Regions from separate parts of the Homo sapiens genome. Here regions 1 and 2 are each linked to region 3. A link is a contact called in ENCODE Hi-C data. All regions are on one chromosome and are shown on one strand. The core of a region is the stretch at or near the end of the contact, and the rest is flanking DNA. Distances in the headings are between cores, read along the strand shown.

Region 1 (4,267 bases), core at 58-2,557, 1.1 Mb before region 3:
CTCAATCTCCTGACCTTGCGATCCACCCGCCTCGGCCTCCCAAAGTGCTGGGATTACAGGCGAGAGCCACCGCGCCAGGCCTTAAAAAATTTTTAAAAGAAAAAAGAACAAGAGTGGTTTGAAGCTGAATACTTTTTTTGCCTAGCCTCACTCTGACTCCTGCCGATGCTGGCTCCACATCTTCTCATCCCCTCAGCCAGGTGAGCCTCACATTTGTCATGTATGTCAAGTTCCTTTCACTTGAGAAATTTCTACAATCTGTTCTCCACTCTTGCAAATGTTTAAAGTAAAGCATTTTAAAGTATTTATGCTTTCCGTTTATTCTGGCTTAACAGAGGTTTTGTATTAAAATTAGAGATATGATTTGAGACTCTATATAAATAAAATTGGAATCTTTCCACGTAGACAAAGGGGAAACTAAGAATGTCTATGGAGTGAACAACATAAATCCATGAGCAAGGAGGTTGGGGTCTCACAAACAGGAACAGAACTGTGAAGGAGCTTCATATAAACATCTTCACATACTTACGAAGGTGAACCAAGAGGCAACTTGGCTTCTCTTCTTTTCAAAAAAAAAAAAAAAGTTTCTAAAAAATGGAGTTGTTTATAGTCATTCAAAACTCCATATCCATAAAACAGGATAAGGAATGTCTCAACACTGTAGATAAAAGTCATTTGGAGAGAGAACACTCCCTTTAATCCAAGGAATGCGTGCTGATTAGATGACGAGGGTGAACGAAGGCAGTACAACACCTATTATTAATAATAATAAAATGACTTTGAACTTCTCCAGTCCCTTTCATCTAGGAATTTCAATTTGTTATTAAACCTCACTTTTACTTTATCACCCCTTGTAAGGCAATAAAACTGTAATACTTAGAATTTCTACATTCTCTTGTAGTTTTAAATACTTTATCATCATTCATTTGTTGTTCAAGGCTATAACTTACTGAGTAAGCTAGGGTAATTACCCCATTTTATACAGATAGGGAAACTGAGATATAACAACTTCTTGCCGAGACCACACAGTGAGGCTGCTGCAGAGCCAGAATCAAGGCTAATACTTGAATTCGTGCAGGGCTTCTCGGTGGGAAAACTAAATCAGTTCCCACGCTTCCTCCTGAACAGCTATCTTAAGACACAGGTAGCCTTAAAATAAGGAACTTCAGAATTTTAAAAATTAACTTAGAAGAAGTAGAATAATGTTAAATATTCTGCACACTTCAAACTTAGAAGGACTAAAGAAAGGCTAACTGACAACTCATAATAGAACAGGAAGAGAAAAAGAGGAAGTGGGTGATAAACATTCACTGCTTTTCCAAAGATTCACCCCTAACTTTCACAATGGGTAATTGAAGATGCTAAATAACAACATATAACTTGTACTTTATGTATACATTGATATTATCTGATTGCAGCTCAAATTGCCTTTTAAACCCATTCTTCTCTCCCCACCCACCAGGCACTGGGAAGAGGCTGGCAATATCTTGAACATACTACCTTTCAAATCCTTCCTTAAGTGACAATGACAGCAACATTAGTGACAACTCTTGGATGGTACGGAGCATTTTTAGCCCTTAGAACCTACTCATTTGAAGTTAGTGAACTTCTGAAGAATAATTGCCTTAAATATCATATTTTAAAATTCAAATGTTATACTGAAAAAAAGCAAATACTTTATCAGGCATTTGTGGTCACTTGACCTTTTCCAAACCTAGAATGTTAGCCTTATTAAAATCCACAGCTTTTCTGCCTCTTTCCATTGCGAAAGGGAGGAGGGAAAGACCTAACCCTTAGACAAGTATTTTATTTAACTTCAGAGGCCACTGAAGTATTTTATTTCCTTTGTGAACTTTCCAAGTGCCTTCTGCCCTAGGCAACAAGCAAAGGGTGAATGTAAGGAGTGGTGAAACCAAAAGTGGCTTGGCTGCTCCAGTCAAAAAATAAAAATCAACAACATGTCCAACAGTTGAGATAAATACCCTCCAAACTTGCATCTTGTACATGAAACTGGGTCAGATCAGGCCAGGCCAGGTCATTGTCCCCAGCGGTAGTTATCGATGGAAAACAATGCCACAGGCAAAGAACCCTGGACCAGGGAGATCCCCCTACCTCCCATATCCCCATACCCTAAAGACAGATCATGCATGTACTTTGGCCATGTATAGAAAAACAAAAATAAATAAACCACCCCTTGATTACTAATCTCAAACTTCAGGCAATGTGTGAATGAGATGACTGAGAATACGTGCCGAACTCTGCATTCCTCAACAGAAACCTAGCACCATGTGTATTTCTATCAATTTAATACATTAGATTACACTTAATACAGAAGGCAGACTCTGTTTTTCTGTAAAGTAGAATTGCTACATTTCTACTCTTCCGTTAGCCCACCCTGCAAAACAGCAACAACAATTTAAAAAAAAAAATGCTCCTCTAGACCTTTCATTTTGTTTTCCAGAAATATTGCCAATTTTGCCAAGTTAAAGCCAAGATTCACCACTGCCGATTCCACCCCCAACCCTGCCAAAATCTGAGAAAAACAATAGTTTCAGACATGACAAACACATTGCAAAAAGAGTCAGAACAACAAGTTATGGAAACAGGAAATTATTTAAAACCTTGAATAAAATATCCTTGAAGCACTTAAAACACACACACACACACATTTCCAAGTCAAAGGATACATTGGAAGTCCTCTTAAGGAAATGTAATTTGGCAAGTGACTGCCTAGTAGAAATTTATACCATTGGTAAAAGTTGTTCACTAGATGCAGAAGAGCTAAACTGCAAGTTCATGGAAGAAACCACCTCTTCAAATCTCAATAAAAGATTAGCAGGCAGTTGCTTGTAGGCTTGGCTTTAAATCTGCCAAGCTGGCTTGGAGGCAGCTCATTTTTTTTTTTATACAAGTCTTCATTCAAAATCAAAATTAGACCCAACTGTCCCTTGCAATTACATTTTAGTGGCTTGAGCTGGGTGTTTGTGTTTTTTCTAGGTGATTAATAGCGCTCACATTTAAATGGTCTCAGTCAGCCTCTGCAGTCATTAACACCCTATTAAGATGGATGAGAAGAACTTCGCACCTTTTGTTTCAGTTTGCAGGGCCCTGGACTTCACAAAACAGCAAGGCACTGATTTAGGAAGGGAAGATTATCTGCACAACCAGACAAGCTAAAACTTCCTTTAAAAACAAACAAATTTTCAAAATCCCTTATAAAACCTTATTTTTGGAAACACTCTTCAAATATCATCTTAAGAACATTAAGCCCGAAGTTTCCCCGTACCTGAATTTATGCATATATTTGGCATGGTTCTTCAGTAATGTTTACAGAGCTCCGGGTTTCTTCACTACTGTTGCCTTTGCTCAAAGCCTGTAATTATGATCGGGAGACTTCTGTTTCTAAGGAAAAGCAATAGTAACATGAATATCTAGTTGCCTTTGAGGAAAAATACATTAGTGAAAGTCTATGTGTGACAATCAAAACGCTGGCTCCATTCCTCCAAAATGGTAGTGAAACCTCATGTATTTGGAAAATTCAAGTAAGAGTTAATTGGTTCTATTTAAAGGAAAAAAAAAAATGAAGAAGCTAAAAGTCTACAGCAGTATGCTGCCCGAGATTTTGTTTAACCACCAGAGTGGTCATTGACACTGGTATTTTTAAATTTTCCTCAAAAAGCATTCCCTCAAGCACATCCTGTGTGGTGATGGTGGTGAATTTGTAGCAAAACCACTTGTTCACAAACTTGCAAAACAGAGTACTTCACCTTTTTGTGTTGAAGTTCTCACAGAGCAGGACACACCCTCCTTTTAGAACAAAAACCTGCATTTAATTGATAGGTTTGTTCTGTGTACAGGTGGTCCGTGAATCAACAAGGCATTGCCATTGTTATCATTTTGACTTACCAATTAAGAAAGTGAATTTATTGGATGTAAATTATTTATGCTATTGCCTCTTAATTATTATCTTCCATTGAAGCAGATATCTTTCAAATCATACGGGAAAGTATAGCATTTTTAAAGCAATGACAATATGCATATCTTAGCCCAGTCACATAAAAGTTCAGAATCCATGTGCATCTCACATCCTTTACCTGAGTACCCATACACACACATGCCTGATATTCCTTATTATACTTTTATATATTATAGGAAAAGCTTTTCCCAAGGAGCAAATGTAGCAATGTACCTTCAACATTCTAACAAGTTATTTACACCCAATTTCTACAGAAGGCAAACGTTCTTCCTTCTAGCTATTTGACAATCC
Region 2 (4,744 bases), core at 441-2,940, 1.5 Mb after region 3:
TGTGCACGCGTCTTTATAGTAGAATGATTTATATTCCTTTGGATATATATCCAATAATGGGATTGCTGAGCCAAATGGTAATTCTGTTTTAAGTTCTTTGAGAAATCATCACACTGCTTTCCACAATGGCTGAACTAATTACTTTGTCACCAGCAACGTATAGACATTCCCTTTTCTCTGCAATCTTGCCACTATCTGTTCTTTTTTGACCTTTTAATAATAGCCATTCTGACTGGTGTGAGATGGTATCTGATTGTGGTTTTGATTTGCATTTCTCTAATGATTGGTGGTGTTGAACATTTTTTCATATGCTAGTTGGCCACCTCTATGTCTTCTTTTGTAAAGTGAATTGAGCTATTTATTTATTTTTAAATATCCTCTTATTTGGACTCTGCTAGGTCCTGGCTTTGAATGGATTTTCTCTCTTTCTCTTCCTCCTCTACCACTGAGAGTGAGCAGGGTCCTCAAAAGCTGCCGGGCTCCTGGGGCATGTGGAAGGTTGTGCCTGCATGGATATGGAGAGTAGTGTTGGGGATGGGGATTGCTACCTTTCCGTCATTTAGGGCTTTTACCTGCAAAGGCCCATAGAGCTAGCTTTATTCAGAGTTTCATTGCAAAGCCTCATTTCTACTTTCCCCAACTCTTCTCTCAACCAGTCCTTGCCTCCAAGGACACCCATAGAGTCCTTGTGGTCATTTCTCGTGGTTATCAGCCTCCCATGGCTCATCCCTGCAGCTGCAGGAGGTTCGTGGTCCTGCCATTACCTCTTGCAGTTGGTTGGGGCTAGATCAGCCTTTTGGCTGCCAAGGGAGGAATCAGGAGCTGTTCCACATTTTGGGCTGAAGGAAAGACGTTGTAATTATGGATTGAAAGCCCCCACTGTTGGCATCACTGACTGCCCCCTAAGCAGAGGATTACTTAGAAATAGACAGCAGGGACACCCAGATGGACGTGGCTCACCCGACTTTTACTGGCTGACCGCGATCACCTTTTTCTGACCTTTAGAAAATGACAGAGTGCTGTGTTCTCCTGACTAAGAGTGTGACTACTGGGGAAGGGTGGCAGAATAATCATGCCCTGGGATGTTGCCATTTTATTATTTTTTTCTTTTTAATCTTAGCACACAATCCAGGAGTGTGCTAAAATGATTTGGACCCTATCCTTGAGGAGTTTAGGATATTGAAGGATGCAATATTAACACAGACATAATAATCGAGAACAACATAAAGGAGTCTATAATGGCTGCATAATTGTGTGCAATTGCCTGATGGGATAGTAGGAGGAGCCTTGAGGGCTGTGGGAGCCAAGAAAGCCTTCAAGAAAAAGTAACTTAAGCTGAGTCTTAGAGAATGTGCTGGATTTGAGTAGGGAGATGGAAGGGCATTCTAGGAGCCAAGACCAAAGGGGAAGGGACAGGAACTGTTTATTAGATGCTAAAGAAAGCAGTACAAACCTGAGGCATGGAAGGACAAGCTGGGAAGGTCTTTAACTGTTAACCCAGGTCCTGAAGCTCAGGGGTGAATCTGATCAGGTGTGAATCTCTTCTATGCCGAAGGTCCAGAGAGTGATTCCTCAAGGTCACAGAGCAGCCATGGTGCCAGATGCTGTGGTGTGTCTGTGCAGTCATAGGCTCAAAGCACTTCTCACTCAACCACATTGCATTTGCTCACAACTCATAACCCCTTTGAAGCTTGCCAAAACACAGGTGCACTTTTGTTTTGAAGACAAACTCTGAGAGCTGCTGATGGGACTTTTTGAGGCCACCATTGCTTCTGCAGCTGCTCATATGCTTCAAAGAACTGAGGCCTTAGCTGCAGGGGCAGGGGAGCCGTTGACTTCTGAGGTTTAGGTGGCAGGTGCCTTTTCTGCAGTCACTCCCTCCCTCTTTGGAAGCAGAGGGTGCTAGCCTCCTACAGAGAGGACTGTGAGCTCCCCCCTTGTCACGGATGGCCCTGCAGTGCCAAGTGCTGACAGGAGGTCGTGGCTGCTTTCAGCGGAGCATTAGCCCTAATAGGTTTGGCAGGATTTTAAAATAATCAAAACAAAGCAGGTTAGAAGGTTTGATGGGGGAGGTATGTGGTGACTGCTTGAGCTCAGATCACATGGTATGTCCAGCAGCCTGGCCCAGAACAGCTCCAAGGCCTGATGCCAAGGGTCTGGGCTGAACAGAAATCTGAAGTGGCTTTATCAGAGAAATTAGTGTGTGATTAGAGCTGAGAAGAGTCACGAGTCTTAACTTCTGTTTAGCACTCCAAGAATAAGGTGTCCCGTGTGGTGCCAAATTACTCCCTCTGGGCAGTCTAAAGCATGAGTGGGATGCTTATCCAGGGAGCACGGTGGAGGAAAGGTGTGGGGGCTGGGGGGAGGCTGTGGGGTGAAGAATGATGCAGTGCCATGGAGTAAGCTGTAGACAGACCTGCTTTGGCTTTGTTTGGGGGTGGGGCAGGGTGTGAAATACTTTCTGTACTGATTTCTATCCTGCGATCAGATACCTAGGACGTGTGTTAGAGCCAAGAAGAGACAGAACTTGACCACGTTGGGTATTGCTTGATTTTTTTTGTTTTTTAATGAGGTCTTGCTCTGCCTCTCAGGCTGGAGTACAGTGGTGCAATCAGCTCACTGCAGCCTCTGCCTCCTGGATTCAAGCAATCCTTCTGACTCAGCATCATGGGTAGCAGGGACTACAGGTGTGTGCCACCACACTCAACTTTTTTTTTTTTTTTTTGGTAGAGATGGAGTCTCCCTATGTTGCCCAGCCTGGTCCTGAACTTCTGACTCAAGTGATCCTCCTGCCTTGGCCTCCCAAAGTGCTGGGATTACAGGTGGGAGCAACCATATCTGGCTGGTATTGCATTTTTAATACAATTGGAATAGTATATTAAATATTTTTGAAGGAAAGAATAGACCTTCACTATGGTGGAAATGAAAGGAGTTACCCACCTCATTTTCCTTATGGTAGAACATTGTATTCCAGCCACCACAGGCACTCCAGCCTGTGGCTTTCGGTTGTGAATGACAGCCCACTGAAGTGACTTGTCCTTGCTATCTTTGTCCACAGCAATCCTTGGTTTTGCTCTCACTTTTGCCAGGGCCTCTCTTCTGCATCCTTGATGCCTTTGTCTTCCAACTCTGAATGTTTTTGGCAAGGACAGAGATGTTAAAAAGCTAGCAGGAGGGGCTGGTTCTGACAAAGGACAGGCAGACAGTGCACAGGTGGTGCACCCTAGCCTAACAAAGGCTCCTTTGCTCAGTGGTGGGGAAGAACTGCTGCGTGGCTTTGCTGGAAATCTGTCCCTGAAGCCTAGATGGGCCTAGCCCTCACCTGGCTAGGGATTGTCCCCAAAGCTCTTTTACTGCTAATTCAAGCAGAATGGAGGACTGACACTAAGAAAATAGGCTATCTATCTCATGAAACACCAGGGGAAGACATGTCTAGGTTTGGGACCAGCATCTTAAAGTGTTCAGAAAGTAACACAATTCCTCTCTCTCCCTCTGTCTCTGTCTCTCTGTCTTTATGTGTGTGTCTGTCTCTGACTTTTGAGGCTCTTGCTCTCCACTCGTCACTGTGTATCTGCTTTATTTTTCTCTTATTACACCAACTTTTGCTATTTCTTCAAGCACATGGCAGAAGACGGCTGCCTCTTATCTGGCAATTTTACAAAGCCCTCAACTCAGGCAAACAGTAGAGCTGTTCCTATCAGTGCCAACTCCAAATTCACAGAAAAAAATCTGATTAGTTTAGATTAAGTCAGAGAAGGTTAAAAGGGTTCTGAGGGAGGGATGTGATTGCCTGATTTCTGATCACAGTATATGCCTTAATGGTATACAGGCTGTCCAGAACAATTCCAAGACTATGGTCCTGGGGTGGCATGGTATGGATAGAAAGCTCACAAAATGTTCACATAGACAATTAATATGGCTGCCTGGACCCACATGTACTAGAGCTCAGAGAGGCATATGTGTGCAGGTACATGCTCACACATGTGTATGTGTGAAGCATGCATGTGTGGTCTTATGGTTGGGTAGAGACCCCTTAAAGTGCCTATCACATCAGATAGAAGGATAGATTTCTAGATAGAAGAAATTTGGGCCCATCTGTTATCTAGAAATTTCTTTTGTTGAAGGCTTCTTCCTGCTGTGTACTTCGGCAAAGTTCCTCATTAACATGGCCCTCCTGAATTGGGAGATTTGGTCCCAGATTCTCTAATCATCCTCTGTCTTCCCAGGGTGGAGAAGCTGATATATGCTGGGGAGTCTTTTGCGAATTTACATTTCCTTTAATATGCATTGGGCACAGATGGTTACCAGGTTGTCTCCGATTCATAAGTCTTCTTTCATCAAGGGCCGATCAAAATTTAGTGCAAGCAGGTTTAAAGGGACAAGCTTTTAGGCTTGGAAATGTGCATATAAATAAAAATGTTGCTGTAGCGGCTCCATTGTTAATGAAAGAAAAATGATCCATGTCCTCTTCCTGGATAACGGAGTCTCTGAATATATTTATTTCAAGATTTAGGTGCTGAGGGAACCGGCCACAAATCATAGAGCAACCATTAATGAGCCTCTGTCCCTACCTGTTTAGCTTATTAACTGCCTGTTACCTACAGTTCTATATCCCACTTGGGGACAGAAAATGGATGCATCAGCAATGCAAAGGCTGAAAAACACAGAAGTTAATCAAAAGCACATGGGAGCCTGGAAATGTAATCAGAAGATATGGGCTGGTTGTTTATTGGGGTACTGGGAG
Region 3 (4,421 bases), core at 1,494-3,993:
CTTTGTCCTAAAATGCACCTCTGCACACAAAGAGTAGGCAATTACTCTTCCAACAAGTAGACCTCCATAAGAATTAGATCATTACATTTTGACACAAGGAAATGTAAGTTTTCCCACCCTCTTGCTGTATCACTCACAAGAACAATAATATCACTGTAAAACAGACCCAAACACACAGTACTGTAAATATGCAAAAAGTCTAGTCAAAGAAACTATATTGGTGACAATAACAATTGTAATTAATGACAGTTACTTCAGTAACGGTAAAAGTAGCCAAATTCTTATCAAGGTTATTTATGGCTAGTCTCTAGTATCATCCACAATGAAAATGGTTTATATTTATTAAGCTCCAAATAGGGTAGGGTGGGAGAAGAGAGAAAAGGAGGGAAAAAGTTAATAATAACTTAATAAAAACTCTATTATGTAACTAAAGTTTGTCACTAGCATTGACAAAACTGCAAAATATTCTTGGTAGTTGAAAATGACACAAACTTCATGCAGGACACCCATCTCCCAACAAAAAATACATCTGTGCTTACCTCTGGTAATCTGTATGCTTTTATGCAAGGGTTAAAATGTAGAAGGGCATTACAACATAGCATAAACAAAGAGGTTTTTAAGTCAGGTGGTCTTAAATTCCCTCATTCAAGACCTAGATCTACCCTTTACTTTCTGTATGTGACCTTGCACAAGTCATTCAACCACTTCAAGCCCCACTAGACTGTCAGCTCCACAGGAGCAAAGACCACTTCTGCCTGACTCACTACTATAAACCGTGGCCCACAGCACGGAGAAATCAGTTTCTTCCTGTATAAAATAAAGATATTAACAGTATTTATCTCGAAGCGTTAACTAGATAAATGGGATATTATATATATAAAGTCTGGCGCAGTGCCTGATTATGGTAAATGCTCAGTAAGTTAACCGTTTGACATTAACTACCAGCCATCAAACATGAAAGTAATGTTTAAAGACTTTCAAACACCAACATGCAAAGCCTTTACCCACTAAGTATAAATTCCTCGATTAAAAAATTTTTTTTTCCACAGAATACCTGCGAAGTTTCTAAACCACTGGGTTGGGATTCTAATAATAGCTGAACCCTGAATGGTGGGTTATAGAGTCAAGCTATTAAAAGACATTCAGTAGACTCCAAGTGCTCCTACTTCAAAAAATAGGCCATAGGCAGAGGCCCCACTGGCTTCCCAGTCTCCCCTTGGGACGTCCCTAGGCTGCCAGGGAACCCCCCTCCTCCGCGCTTAGGGGGAGGAGAGAGAAAGCCTCGGAGGCGGGGGCCGGGGGTGGGGGAAAGCGAGCATCCCTGCGCCTCTCGCCCAGACCCACCTTGAGCAGGATGGACGGCGGCAGCTGGTTGATGTCTGGGGTTTCGGGGGGCGGCTCCCTGTGACAGTCGCAGGGGTTTTCGGGGGACTCCCGACAGTCCGCGTCGCCACATTCATGCTGCTGCTGGGCGGACAAGGGGGCGGTGCCCCCGGCTCGGACAGCGTCCCCGCCAGCTTCGGTGGGGGCACCTTCGGAGGTGGGAGAAGAGGGCGGAGGGCAGAGCGGCTGCGGGGGCTGCTCCGGGGCCTGGCAGCAGCCGGCGTCGGGGGGCCGGGGCGGCGAAGCGCCTCCCCCCGCAGGCCCTCCCCCGCCACCGCCGCCGCCGCCGCCGCCGCAGCCCCCGCCGCCGCAGCGGGGCTGCTTGCAGGGGGTGCAGGCGGGGACCCCGGCCCCCTTCCGCTTGCACACCATTTCGGGGGGCGTAGGGAGCTCGGCCGGTGACGGTGTCGGCCCCCGGAAGAGCTGCACGGCGGCGGGCGGCCCCAGGAAGCGCACCGGCCCCAAGCTGGCCAGGAAGAGACTTCGGCCCTGCTGCTCCCAGGCGGCGGCCGCAGCCAGCCCCAACTCTTTGCAGCAGGAGGCGGGCGACGAAGCCGAGGCGGCAGCGGCGGCGGCGGCGGCGGCCGAGGATAGCAGGAAGCGGCGGGCAGCAGCGGCGCAGTCCTCGGCGGCCAGGGCCGCGTAGCGCCGCGCCAGGTGCTGAGAGGAGGAGGCGGCAGCGTAGGCCCCGTCCCGCGGCGGCGGCGAGAGCGGCGGCTCCTCCTCTGGGCCGGCGGGGGCGGGCGCGCCGGGACTGTGCACGATGAAGCAGAGCATGCAGGGCCCGCGGAAGAAGCAGTCCCGGCTCCGGGGCGCCGCCGGCTGAGGGGGCACCTTGGCTGGGGTCCGGCGGGGCAGCCTGAGGAGAGGGCGCCGGCGGCGGCACCAACTGCAACAGCGAGGCCTCTTCTGGCTCGGGCGGTTACGCGGCTCCTTCGAGAGAAGGTGGCCCATATAGAAGGCCCCGAGGAGGGGGACCGGGACGGGAGGGAGGGAGACCCAGAGAGGCGGGCTCCCGGCAGCGGGGCAGGCCGCTCGCTGGCTCGGCCCCCGGAGGGGTCGCCCTTCCTGCGCACACACACGCACACACGGGCACACACGCGACGGTGGGGGGTGGGCGTCAGCTGCGGGCCGCCGGAGTGCCCGACGGGGGCTACATGCTTTGCCCAGGGAAGCCGGGAGAACGATGGGCGCGAGCTTTGGGGACGCGAGGGAGGGAGCGAGCGAGCCTGCCGGCTAGGCGACCAGTCCGGGCCCGGCCAGCCGGCTCAGTCAGTCAGCGGAGCGGCCGGGGAAAGGCCGGGTCCCGCTCGGACCATTTTAACTGCGGATCCGCCGCCGGCGCGCGCACCCGCGACTCTGCTCGGAGCCGCAGGAGCGCGCGGCCCGTTCCGGCAGGGGGCGGAGCCAGTTGCGGTGGCGCGCTCGTGGCGGGGACGCCGGCACCCGGCTGCTCACCCGGGACGGCCGTCACACCGGCACTACGGGAAGAAGCCGGCCGGCTAGGGCACGGAGCTCTGGGCTTGCGGGGTGCGGCGCACGCCCCTCCCTCCCACCGCCTAAGGTTTTTCCGAAGCTGCTGGGCGTGCGCCGCGTTTCTGAGGCGGGAGGAGACACTTCCGAGCCAGCTGTGTGACATCCGTTTACACAGCCGCGCTGACGTCTCGAGGTGTAAGTTCAAGAGCTGCCATTGGCCGGGAGCCGCTGGGCTCTTCCCCTCACCTTCCACCCCTGTCACCACCCCTGACTCGGAAACCGAGGCCACTTCGAAGCCGCGAGGCGGGTTCCGCCGGAAGGGCCAGTGTGGGCGCTGACCGCGCTTCGGGCAGAGTGGCAGATGCGGCCCCTGGGTGATGCGCACCGAAGTCATGTGAGGGGTTGATTGGTTGTGCGGCACCACTGTTTACCCACTTGTGTTTTCTTAATTGTTGCGTACTACTGCCTTTCCACAACTTTATTTCAGAATGAAAGCATATATCAAATTACCTGTGCACAGCAGAAAGATAACAGCTTCCCCACCCAGTGAGCCATTCAACACCCAGGCTACAAACTGTAGATCACTTTATTGTCTACACCCTCGGAATCCTGTCTAGCCGTCTGTTGTATATTTTAAACATGACGGTGCAGTGCCTGCTATATGACAAACGTTGGTGATCCAGATGAGAAAGAGGAAACAGCTATGCAGGCAGTCCTTTAGAAGGTTTGACTATATCGAGGCTAAAGAGCTAGGGCAGCTGCTAGAGCGGTACCTGGTGCGGAGAGGTTAGCTTTCACAAGCGAAAAATTAGAGGAGGCAAATACCATGGGAATGAGCCACTCTAGTGAGAGAAATAAGAGGAGAAGGTGGAATGGAGAGTGCTTTAGGAAGGATACTTTCTTCATTGTGATTACAGAGAATGAGGAAAGGTAGATAAAGGACGGATACAGAGAGGTGGATGTTTCTAGCAGGAAGGTGAAAGAGTTCCTTTCTGTTGGTTTCTGTTTTGCTTCAGATAGAGCTTGGTTACCTGCTGAAGGGTGGAAGAGAAGTGGCAGGTGTTTAAAAAAAAATCTGCTAAGGATAACTTGAGAGAGCTGACTGAGGAAGAAGTATTGCAATATTCAAGGCCCAGTGGCTTGGAGAAGACCACTGTTGGAACCTACATTGCTATTCCCACTATAGTGGCCAGCCCCACCCAGCCTGCTCTCAAACATGCTGTCAAACAATTGTTAATTCTGGCCTTTTTGTCAGAAATGACCAATCTTAAGTCTGTCACATTCAGGGATCCTTTCAGAGCCTAATGACAGTTATGTGGAATTCTAGAAGCAAATATTTGTCAAAAGATTTCACAGACATACACGCTATTCACTATCAAATGCATTGCCTGAACGACATTTACGTACACATATAATCCACATAACTTTCATCCATTTGCCTGTAGGAGAATCTTCCAGGGCCCCAGAGCAGTGCTTGAGGACTTATTACAGATCCTTTGACATCTCTACTAGGCTGCACTTTCACAAAAGGCAAGAGTATTATAAAGTGTTTTGTAACTTTA

Evidence for each region. Hi-C counts contacts between places; a loop is a spot of excess contacts on that map. Pooled maps may share reads with other maps.
Region 1: a map with no recorded cell type shows a loop between it and region 3 (4-fold over the local background). The contact joins the enhancer-like site here to the promoter of FBXL17 in region 3. A Hi-C loop is called at or near these places in 3 of 37 single-sample maps with no recorded cell type and 3 of 50 pooled maps.
Region 2: a map of OCI-LY7 shows a loop between it and region 3 (33-fold over the local background). The contact joins the enhancer-like site here to the promoter of FBXL17 in region 3. A Hi-C loop is called at or near these places in 2 of 168 maps with a recorded cell type or tissue (CD8-positive, alpha-beta T cell and OCI-LY7), 1 of 37 single-sample maps with no recorded cell type and 7 of 50 pooled maps.

What each region holds. Positions count from the first base shown.
Region 1 is chr5:107,293,049-107,297,315 of GRCh38, forward strand. No RefSeq gene overlaps it. Among named protein-coding and RNA genes, the nearest start is that of LINC01950, 280 kb to the left of the region's middle. Within about 2 kb of position 1,308, at least 2 of the 41 ENCODE cell types and tissues checked have a DNase peak (open chromatin) inside an H3K27ac peak, as active enhancers do.
Region 2 is chr5:109,920,186-109,924,929 of GRCh38, forward strand. No RefSeq gene overlaps it. Among named protein-coding and RNA genes, the nearest start is that of LINC01848, 39 kb to the left of the region's middle. Within about 2 kb of position 1,691, at least 4 of the 41 ENCODE cell types and tissues checked have a DNase peak (open chromatin) inside an H3K27ac peak, as active enhancers do; they include CD8-positive, alpha-beta T cell and OCI-LY7, where a contact is called at or near this core.
Region 3 is chr5:108,379,355-108,383,775 of GRCh38, forward strand. It overlaps FBXL17 (F-box and leucine rich repeat protein 17), which reads right to left and starts at 2,744. Exons shown (of 9, transcript NM_001163315.3): 1 at 1,345-2,744. The coding sequence starts at 2,337. RefSeq lists silencers at 1,595-1,674, 1,695-2,444, 2,645-2,894 and an enhancer at 2,995-3,114.